2 separate regions of the Homo sapiens genome follow, and region 1 is linked to region 2. A link is a loop called in an ENCODE intact Hi-C map of the cell type or tissue named here. Cell type or tissue: sigmoid colon. All regions are shown on one strand. Each heading gives the region's core, and the rest is flanking DNA. Links, peaks and the distances in the headings are about the cores only.

What was found. Hi-C counts contacts between places; a loop is a spot of excess contacts. Peaks named below come from ENCODE experiments on the same cell type or tissue, not always from the same donor. Only the 100,000 strongest peaks of a DNase experiment are listed, where the experiment ranks them.
Region 1: a loop joins it to region 2, with 3 times the contacts of the local background. A loop is called at or near these places in 3 of 110 quality-filtered maps.

The regions. Positions count from the first base shown.
Region 1 is chr4:166,039,835-166,045,213 of GRCh38, forward strand. TLL1 (tolloid like 1) reads left to right here. Exons shown (of 21, transcript NM_012464.5): 11 at 2,193-2,309; 12 at 3,440-3,585. Among named protein-coding and RNA genes, the nearest start is that of TLL1, 170 kb to the left of the region's middle. RefSeq lists an enhancer at 2,798-3,997. In sigmoid colon, for the core only: no CTCF peak of the experiment used is centred there; no DNase peak of the experiment used is centred there; H3K4me3 peaks cover 1,097 bases.
Region 2 is chr4:165,870,670-165,876,048 of GRCh38, forward strand. TLL1 (tolloid like 1) reads left to right here and starts at 2,568. Exons shown (of 21, transcript NM_012464.5): 1 at 2,568-3,404. The coding sequence starts at 3,236. In sigmoid colon, for the core only: no CTCF peak of the experiment used is centred there; DNase peaks (open chromatin) are centred at 3,062 and 4,262; H3K4me3 peaks cover 3,275 bases; H3K27me3 peaks cover 2,220 bases.

The sequences.
Region 1 (5,379 bases), core at 196-5,195, 170 kb after region 2:
GCTAAGCCAGTATAATGTAAACTGTTAGGTACATGTTTGGTAGCTGGCTTCCTATGCCAAGCATATTAACTCTTATTATATTATAGATGTCACAATTTTGCTTCTCAGAGAGTTTTCTGTGGCTGAGAAGAGACATTTGTAGTTTGTGTCATAAACTGTAGCTCAGATCTGGTGCTCATGAAAGTCTGCTGTCAACGTTTAACCACAGACCACACTATTAACTTGCATAGGCAGTTTACTGTTGCCCTCTGTTTTACTTAAAGGTGAGAGCTGTTTGGAGCATGCAGGCATCTACTCTATATTGATCTTTTTCTGAGATTGTAACTTTTTCTTTACTTTTAGAAGTAGTTTTGCTCAGTTGCATTGATGAACTGTACAGCTCTTTTAACATCTAACACCTACTGAATGGGCACAATTGTATTAAAAGTGACAGCAGCCATAGTAAATCCAAGAGATCTGTAGAAATATTTAAAAATAAAGAATTGAACTAATGTGGTAAGTCAGGTTGAGGAAAACATTGTCTTCCATATTTAGTTTCTTAGCCTAGATGAAGCAATTTTTTACATATGTATGCACAAGCCAAAGAAAATATTTCATTAAACTCATATTAGAGAAACAAATCTAGAGCTAAAATTCTGAACGACACTTCTTTTTAGAGCACCATCAGCATTACATGGCTCAATGTATAATGGACCACCAGAGTGAGGCAGTGTAATCATGGTTTTTGTGTGAAAAGCTTTCCTTACTATTTCTTCTAAGACCTTGCTCCAAAAAGTGCAGCACTTAGATTGGTAGCATCAAAATCATCTGGAAAGCTGTTAGAATTGTAGAAACTTGGCTCTCACTCTATATCCTCTGAATTAGGGTTTGCATTTTAATAGATTTCCTAGAAATTCAGATGCACACTACAGTTTAAAACACACTGCTCTGTGTTATCTGCCTCTAATTTGCTTTGCAATTTAGGACAATATGTCTTCACCTGTTAGCTGTTAGTATGAACTTGCTTTATGCAAGTCAGCTACATTTTTCATACACTAAAACTATGTATGCCATTTCCAGAGACACAAAAATGGATAACATGTTTGTAGAATTATTGCATGTGCTTTGTTATATTTAAGCATTTTGTGATCATGTGAAAGCTTTGAGCATAGAGGCAGACATAAGCATAAATATTTGTGGAAAGATAAGGAAGGAAGGAATGACAGGTATTATATTTATTTGCTGTAATTCATATTTCTGGATACAGAATTAGAAGAAATTAGAAATTATGCTCAAGTCTTCTGATAGTATTTGTTATTCTGCCTAAACAGATATAATCTACAGATTATAGCTTTATAGATGAGATGGAATGTGTGCAGTGATAAAAGATACCAAGAGTAGCCTTGGGGTTTTCCTCAGGAGTGCTGTTGAACCTAGGTGAATAAAGAACTCCACTTTGAGCTGAGAGCACATTCTTTCTTTCTTTCTTTCTTTTTTTTTTTTTTTGAAATGGAGTCTTGCTCTGTCGCCAGGCTGGAGTGCAGTGGTGCCATCTCGGCTCACTGCAACCTCTGCCTCTCGGACTCAAGCGATTCTCCTGCCTCAGCCTTCCGAGTAGCTGGGACTATAGGCACGTGCCACTACGCCCAGCTAATTTTTGTATTTTTAGTAGAGACAGGGTTTCACCATATTGTCCAAGATGGTCTCGATTTCTTGACCTTATGATCCACCCACCTCGGCCTCCCAAAGTCCTGGGATTACAGGCGTGAGCCACTGTGCCTGGCCGAGAGCACATTCTTAACCAAGTCATTTCCCTGCTATTGGCCAGGTTGACAATTTGAAACCACTTTCTTAGGGTGACTTGCACCTTTTTTCTGTTCCCCATTAAATAATATTCCCCACCTTGATGCATCATTTGACCTTTTTCAAATATTGTTTTTGAGTAACCATCTTACTTCTACATATGGTAACAATACTGACATCAGTCAGCTACTCTGAGGCTGATGGTCAAATACTTTATAAATATATATGAAGACATTGTTTTGTTTATCTACCATTAGTAAGTAAATTTAAGGCACAGTTGTGGCTGCAATCACTTGGAATAGAAATGTGAACCAAATCGGTGTTTACATATTATTTGTGACTAGTACAAAAAGAACGTAGAATATAGAGTCCTATTTAGGAGTTTCTCTTTATTCTTTTATTTCTTTTAGGTAGATTCTGTGGGGACAAATTGCCTGAAGTTCTTACTTCTACAGACAGCAGAATGTGGATTGAGTTTCGTAGCAGCAGTAATTGGGTAGGAAAAGGCTTTGCAGCTGTCTATGAAGGTAAGTCACATTGAATTTTAGAGAGTAGTTCATCTTATATCTCAACAGAAATGTTCGTTTCTTAATTTCATTACAATGACATTGTGACCATATTGTAAAATTATGAATTTTTCTGAATCTGTATTATAATATTCATACAGATAATTTTAACAGTAAATTTAAATTGCAAGAACAACCTGTTGTCTAGTATCAGTGATGTAATAATATCTAAATGTGTTCAGGATGTGTGGAGAAAAAAGCAAATGGCTCAAGAATTCTTAAAGTTTAATTGTTTCATGATAGTTTTAAAACATTATGAAGAAATTATCATTTTCCTTTGTACTGATTTTGTGTCTGTTTGGTCCCTGTATTCCCGAAATACTTTTTATTAGAGGAAATTGCACAGAAAGTAATTGTGCCGATTTCTGAGGCATGCTTTATCTAAATAAGAGAGTCAGCATTTGAGGAAGGACTTATTAAATGCTTTGTTTTATGCTTCTCTAAAACAATAAACTGGCATTGTGCTTTCTTGGCTTTAAAACCAGCTCCTTTCTTGCCAGGTTGTGGGTGGAGGAGACACTTCCTAGTACAGCAGTTTAAGTAATTTTGAAGACAGAAGATTTCTGCTTCCCTTAAACTTTTAAGTAAACGGAAGCATTTTGTTTTAAGGATTAACTGCCTAGTAGTGAAGAGGATTATTTGGAGGGAGTCACGGACGCTGCGCACATGACACTAACTCGCTGCCAGAGACCCAGTGAGTTCTGTTCAGGATGAGGCTCCTCTTCTGATGAGCTATTTTACCTGTGGTCGAAAGACCAAAGGAAGCAGCTCAGAGAATCACAGAACAAACTCACAGAGAATAAATTCACAAAGCCACTAAAGGTTTTTAAAGGTTAAAAAATACCTTTTCGTTAAGATAGGATTAAAAATTATTTATTCCTTGACCATTATCTAATATTTGTAGTTACTTTACTAGGTTTTTTTTACCACATAAATATTTGCTACATTACAACCAGTCAACTTTGATTTTTATAGCCTGGTCTTTATGTACTGAGCTACAGGAGCTGAACTTCAATGTTACCCTAGAAGAAAATGAAAATGAAATAGCATGTCCAGGCTTAGTTATTTGTTTATTTTTTGGCTTTCTTCAGCGATCTGTGGAGGTGAGATACGTAAAAATGAAGGACAGATTCAGTCTCCCAATTATCCTGATGACTATCGCCCGATGAAAGAATGTGTGTGGAAAATAACAGTGTCTGAGAGCTACCACGTCGGGCTGACCTTTCAGTCCTTTGAGGTAAAGTCTTTTAGGCTATCTTCCTGGCAAATATTCTCCATAAACGACAATGGCATTTAAGAGAATCCTCATTAAATCAGCAAAGAAACAGAGAGTCAGCCTTTTAATCAGCAAAGAAGCAAAGGATCGCTCATAAAATGCAACATCAAGAGCAAAAGGGTTTTTTTTCTTCTTTCCTCGTTTGGAGACGTTTTCAAGAAGATTAAAGTGAGTTTACATTATCTGTGCTATTTGAATTAGAATGTTTGAAGTACTGACAATAGTTTCTTTTGACAAATGCACAGGCTTATTTCACAAGAGTGTCCATTAAGTAATAGAACTTTTATTTCTCTTCTAAACTAAGAGATTAAAAGGTAGAAAGTCTTTTTTGTAAGAGGAACAAAACATTTTTCACCTTTTTTTTTTTTACCATAACACAGATAATTGTTTATATCAAAAATAGGGATTTTAAGTGTTCTTACGAGCTTTCAACCTCGTTAAAAATATTCATCAGGGAGATCAGCAGCATCGTTGTGTTATTAGATGACGGGTCAGAAGAAACCAAAGGCCAATCAGAATTTTTGGATCAAAGTCTGGGTCCAGAACTAACACGCTGGCCCGTGAGTCATTTTTGTGGGTTGAAAGGGACTGAGTTAAACATTTAAAGCCAAGAAATAGAGGAATTTCTCAGGAACTCCAGAGTATGTTTAAATCAGAGTTGGTCTAGTAATTGAGAGCCCAAGCTGAAGTGGAGAAGAACAATGAGATGCAGGTGGTAGGTCCCAACCAGGGTTAGAAATTTAGATACATGATTGGAGATGGAGTCTTTACTGATTGGAAGACTAATTCACTAAGTGATCAGAAGGTAGTCATGAGCCCTACTACCCAGTGGGTAGTAATGAGCACTATGAACACTACTTACTGAGGGCAGTGACCGTGGTCATGGTTGTGTGTCTGTACCTGCAGCAGGAGCACCAGGAGAATCCAGGGATTGCCAGTAAAGCCAGAGAATCTCTCATCCTCATCTGGAAGCCTGTAAATTCTATTTCTTCAGTACTTGTCTCTGTCCCCTTGCATGTACCATTTAACTTCCCAGATGTATTTCCTTTTGTTACCAAAAAAATATATACTTTCTACTTTAATCATTATGTTGTATTTTATGCTCCAGACCATTTTTTTTTTGTACTTTTGGAAACTGGTTTTGCCATTATTTGATTGACAGTTGAACTTTGTTAATTTAATGGACTAATAGGTTTGCAAATACTGTTCAAATAGACCGGTTTATTGTTGATAGTTAATTAAAATTGAGTAGAAAAATTTCACCCATGATTTAGACAAAAAAAAGGCTCATAAAAATTATCCACCCAATGTCTGTGTTTGCTGTTTTGTGATATTTCAAGAATTAAGAGATTAACTGTCTTTTAATATGTAATTCAGTTTTTTTGTGGAATTCTATTATAGACATGATGTCAGAAAATGCATTCATTCCATCAGCCTGAAAACTGATGCATGAAGTTGCTACCTTAGTTGATTTGTAGTTTATTTTTTTATTTATCAATGCAATAGCAGTGACAGTCTTCAAAAATAAGATAACATAAGGACAAATGGAAAAGATATGCACCTCAGGCACTTAGAACCATGCCTGACACACAGTAGTTGCTTAATAAATACTTGTTTACTGAATGAATGAATCAGTGATGACTACAGTTTATGACCTGGGAAAAGTCATGTCATAGAATGGCTGAGAGTACATTTTATTTATTGTCTCTAGTTTCCTGTCCTATCTTCATATTACTTTATTTCTATATGTTTCTG
Region 2 (5,379 bases), core at 313-5,312:
ATATTCATTCATGTATTACTTGGTCTTATAACACAAAAAGATCACATCTAGCTTTGCACAAATCTAGATTAGAAAGAGTACATGTCTAATTGATATTTTCTACAAGGGAAATTTATTTTAATTGGTATTTCCAACGTGATATACTAATTGGCATAGAGCTTGCCTTTTGCAGCACTCTTGGTTGGCTTCATTCCCTATTATTGCTGAGAGTGATGGGGTCCTGTTGTAGGTGGCAATGGTGATCAAGAGAGCTTGTCAGCTAGAAGCCAGGGCAACATCAGCACATGTCTTACTAAGGGAATCAATTTCTCCTTTTTGTCTTTCTGAGGAGATTGAATTCACGTACTGCGTGTCTGCAGCTATACTATGACACAGCAATCAACTCCTTGCTCACATACATATTCTTGCAAATTTATGTTTCTTTCATGGACAAGGAAAAATCTATTTTTAGTTTGTAATCATAACAACTATAGAGACAAAATTAGTTTAAAAAAATGAAGTTTCTTATTACAACCTAGAGTTAGATTTAATATTTAAAAATAAATCAGGGATTAAGCCTGGGTATTGTGATGTAGGTATTCTCTGCAAGTATATTAGCTGTAAAGAAACATTCCTGTATTTTGACTTGAAGTTCTACTATGAAAATCATTCTAACTCTCTGGACTACAAATTCATAAAATTATAAAACCAAATAATGAAACACATGTTAAAAGTAATAGGTGTCATTATACATAATGAAGCTATTATCCCTATACAGTACTTTTTTTCCCAGAACAAATGAATAAAACATATTTATTCCTGCAAAGTAAGTGATGTTTAGGCAAACCACAGGTAAAACTTCTTGCAAATTTACACATGATAAAATAGTCTAAGGAGATGTTTGCAGGCATTTAGATTAACAAGGGACATTTTTAAGGTTTGGGATAGGGAATGGGAACACTGTCAGCAGCTCAAGAGCAGGAATCCTCTAGATGACATATGCATTCTCTAGGCTTTCAGATGGGCTAAGCAGGACATATTCTTGTTGAGCTCTGCACTAGGGCAACACTATTATTAATTATGCAAACTTTTTTTTTTTTGGATGGGTAAGAGAATTTGAGAATGACTCAGCAAGAGATTTCAAAATCAAACGCCTCTACCTGCTTATTGAACATGTTCTTTTTAAAAATCTACTTCTGCTCTGTATCCTGGGCATTAAAAGCTTAAGATCTATGGAAGGGAAGCTCCATCATTGCAGTGGCCTCTGAGAAAGACCCAGTTTTGCAAAGAACACTTGGTCAGTTCAGTTCCACCTAGCCTTCCTATACTTTTAGTTTAAGTTGAAAATACTTGGTACTTTTTCAAGATTGGCTTCTTACTTTTCTCTAACAAACATGAATAAAACCTAGTAAAATCTCCAAACCAAAGATGACTTTATCTGTCAAAGTTGTGTGTGTGTGTGTGTGTGTGTGTGTGTGTGTGTGTGTGTGTTTACCTTCATACATTCCTCTAGATGATAACTTGGATAGGGGGAACACTAGTCAAATAATATGTAAGGCTTTTTTTTTTTTTACAAGTCCTTGCTAAAGTGACAGTTTTAAAGATTTAGTTGGAAAAGGAAAGCTCCCAATCACCAGTCCCTTGGAAGCTTGTTGGGGGAGAAGTCATCTCACCTATTTTGGAAACTACTTGCAGATGTGGGGAAACCTCGGAATTGCTCACAACAGGGGTTTTACAGAGATTTCCTCTGATTTTTTTCCTCCCCAATTTCCCACAACCTGTGTTTGTCTTGAGTCTGCTCGGCTGACATGTGGTTTACCTCGCTGACCCTCCTGCCAGGTTTTACACCCTCTCCTCTGAAGAAGTAAAACATTACTGAAGCCGAAGGATACTGAGCAACTCTGCTCATGGGCGCCAGAACTGTCACAGAAAATTTGCTTCCCGAGTATTCCATCCAGCTTCCCTTCCTGCGCCCACGTGAGCCATAGCGCCAGCCCATCGGCAAGGTCTCAGCGTTTCCTGCTGCTGCAATCTGTAACTCGATTTTGGATTTTTTTTTTAATTGCAGTTCTGAGGATCTTAGTTCTTAGCAAAACTTTGTTGGTTAGGAGACCAACAGTAGTCTGTTTATTTTCTTACCAAAATCGTGAAGACTCGCACACTTTTCCTCCATTCCTGCGCTGCTCTAAGGTTAAACAGCAGCAAAGGAAAGAAATACACACTCGCTGTTTATTTGGGGGGAGGGGAAATATGGATTTGCAGCTAAGTTATCACGATCCTTCGCTCCACCCCCGGTCTGGCACTCTCAACTGACACGTACATCATCTATTAATTGCTGTTTGCGTACACAGATACATAATATATTCATTTTTATCTTTGGTAAAATATAAATGGAATTGTCAGCGCGCTCCTGTCTGTTTGTTTGTCTAAGGCTATCAAAAGAAGTCAAGAGAGGAGGCTGTGGTCCGGATCCTGACCCTGATTGTATGAATAAGTAAGCAGGATGCAAGTGATTGGGTTAGATGGTGCGAATATTTTTTTTTTTCAAGTTAGGAAGAGGGTAAAAAGACAGGCTGGCGGGGGGAAGGCAAACAGTGCATCCCCAAATCCTCACACTTTTGCTCTCTTGCAGTCAGTTGCTTTGCTGGCTTCTGCAGGCTTTTAAGGTCTCGCGGCGTAGAAATGCCTGGCCCCCACCCCCTTCCTCGGTCTCCCCTTTCAATTCAGATGTGCTGATGTGCAGACCGGATTCATCTTCTCGGAGCTGCGGCGGCGGCTTTGGGCTCAGGCGGCGGCGGCTCGCGCTCGGCCGCGGAGTCCTGGCAGCAGCGGGGACGCGGCGCGGGAGTCCGAGCTCTGGTGGCAGCTGAGCCCGCGGGGCGCCGCTCGCCGAGCCGCGGCCGCGGGAAGTTCGGCAGCCAGAAGGACGACCTGGCAGGCTGCGAGCGCCAGCGCCGCCAGAGCCGAGTTTGCCTGCGCCCTCCCCGCCTCCGAGTGCAGAGTTCCTTACCTGCCCTCCGCCCACCCGTGGGCCCCTAGCCAACTTCTCCCTGCGACTGGGGGTAACAGGCAGTGCTTGCCCTCTCTACTGTCCCGGCGGCATCCACATGTTTCCGGACACCTGAGCACCCCGGTCCCGCCGAGGAGCCTCCGGGTGGGGAGAAGAGCACCGGTGCCCCTAGCCCCGCACATCAGCGCGGACCGCGGCTGCCTAACCTCTGGGTCCCGTCCCCTCCTTTTCCTCCGGGGGAGGAGGATGGGGTTGGGAACGCTTTCCCCGAGGATGCTCGTGTGGCTGGTGGCCTCGGGGATTGTTTTCTACGGGGAGCTATGGGTCTGCGCTGGCCTCGATTATGATTACACTTTTGATGGGAACGAAGAGGATAAAACAGAGACTATAGATTACAAGGACCCGTGTAAAGCCGGTAAGTGGCTCTCCAGGTTGGGACGGTGGCGCGCCGGGGGCCGCTGCGCTGGGTTTCCCATGGGTGGCGGTGGGAGCTCACCTGTTTCCTTCCCTCCCGCGTCAGCCCCTCCGCCGCCCCTCCTTCTCTCCCCCTCCTTTTCCTTCCCTTCCCCACCCGCAAGTGGCAGCCGCTGCGGCCCCAGTTGACTAGAGTTCTGTGCCAGTGGGATCCACTGCCAAGCTCCCATCTCCCAGTTTGGGAATAAGGTCCTAGAGTTTCTGATCCCTCTCCCCTCCCCCAGCAAAACGAAACAAGTCGTAAATATAGCTTGCTGCTGTAGGTTTTAAATTCCAACACTCAGCGGGCTTTATGCATATGGAAGGGACACCGTCTTCTTTCCCCTCTCCCCCAGGGCGCGGTTTCCCAGCGCTTGTTCGAGAGCGAGTTGGCAGGGTTCCCCAAAAGATACAGGAGGATGGCATTGCTACCTGGAGACACCTTGGCTCCCTCTTTTACCAGGAATTTCAAGTGTGGGTTCCAGGCTAGAAAGGGATTGTGACAATCTCGGAAGAACTCACTTCTAGATGGGATTCTGATGCATTTGCCCATTTAAAATAAACTGAAAAGAAAAATGTTTTTAAGTTGCTACCCCATTCAAATTTGTGTCTTCCTTCCAGCTAACACCCCAGGGAAATGCAGTCGGACCGGCACTGCCTGAAGCTCAGCTTCTTGCCTCGCAGGGTCCCTGAATGTCCCAGGTCCTTCCCCTCCCTTCTACGCCTCTGGCGCCGCTGCCAGCCTCTCGCGCGCGCGGGGCGGCGCTTCCCTCTCGCCGCCTAAGGTCGGAGGCGCACGTGCCCGGGGCCGCTACCACGTGAGCGCAGCGCCTGAGGGCGCCCAGCACTGGCCGCGGCTCGTGTCCGGGCTTCGGGAGCTCCTGGTTCCTTGCTCTATTGGGCTGTGGCTGAGGTGATCCGCGCTCAGTGTGGACGCACAAGTAACTTCGTAAAGGTTGCATGGTGGTTGGGGCTAACCTAGCAGAGCGGTTTGTAAGCGGAAGGCACGTTAGGTTCCATCCCAAGAGGTGTGGGCTTTAGCGAAGCGCAGAGGAAGGGAGTGGACAAAGTCAAATATATCTAGGGTTCTGCAGATTCCGTGCGGGGTTGCTCTGTGACTAGCTTTTCTTCCCTTCCATAACTAGATAAGCATTATTCACCCTCTCTTGGGCCTGGAGGAAGGAGAGGTGTACACAATGAAGAAAAATGCTGGAAATTCCCTAGTTAATTTTTACCTTTGATGACCCATTGTTCTGACAAAAAGGGTATGTGTGTTGTGTTCACATTATCACATCTTTCTCGGTGCATCCTTAAATGCAGGTACTTATTTAAAAGCCAGAGTAGCTTAGCAGGAGCCTGTTAGGCTGGAACTCAGAATTCTGATTTAATTCAGTTTTGCTGATGAATTCCCTGCTGTCACTTTTAATAACTGTATCTATTTTCCCACTGAAAGTTTCTTGGGCCACCCCGGATGGTTTGGACAAGGAGATGCTGATTGCTGTGGTGGGTGACTAGTGGCTGGGCATTCAGAATCTGTTCTCTGCAACTCCTTAAATGTACTTTTTGCTAAGAAATTTCTTTTGAATAATGTTGTAACTTGCTGAAAATTGTGCGTTTTCTTGTTTGTGGTAAGGTAGAGATGAAGTACATTATTTCAAAAGATTGTCTAGGAAAACATCTACTTTGATACCCTGTTCTGTGAAAGATTCAAGCAGATAAGTATTTGCACCATGTGTATTGAAACACACCTCAGACATTAGTGTTTAGTTTCCTCAGCAAATAAACATCTAGGCAAGGAAAAAAAAAAACTTTAATAGCATTTACTTTTTGTTTCCCCTTTGATGCTGGTTTATTTTTGAATATAGCTGTTGAAAATAAAGCAACAATAAAACCAACGTTGAATGGATTATTACCCTAATCTTATTTCTTCTCTGTTT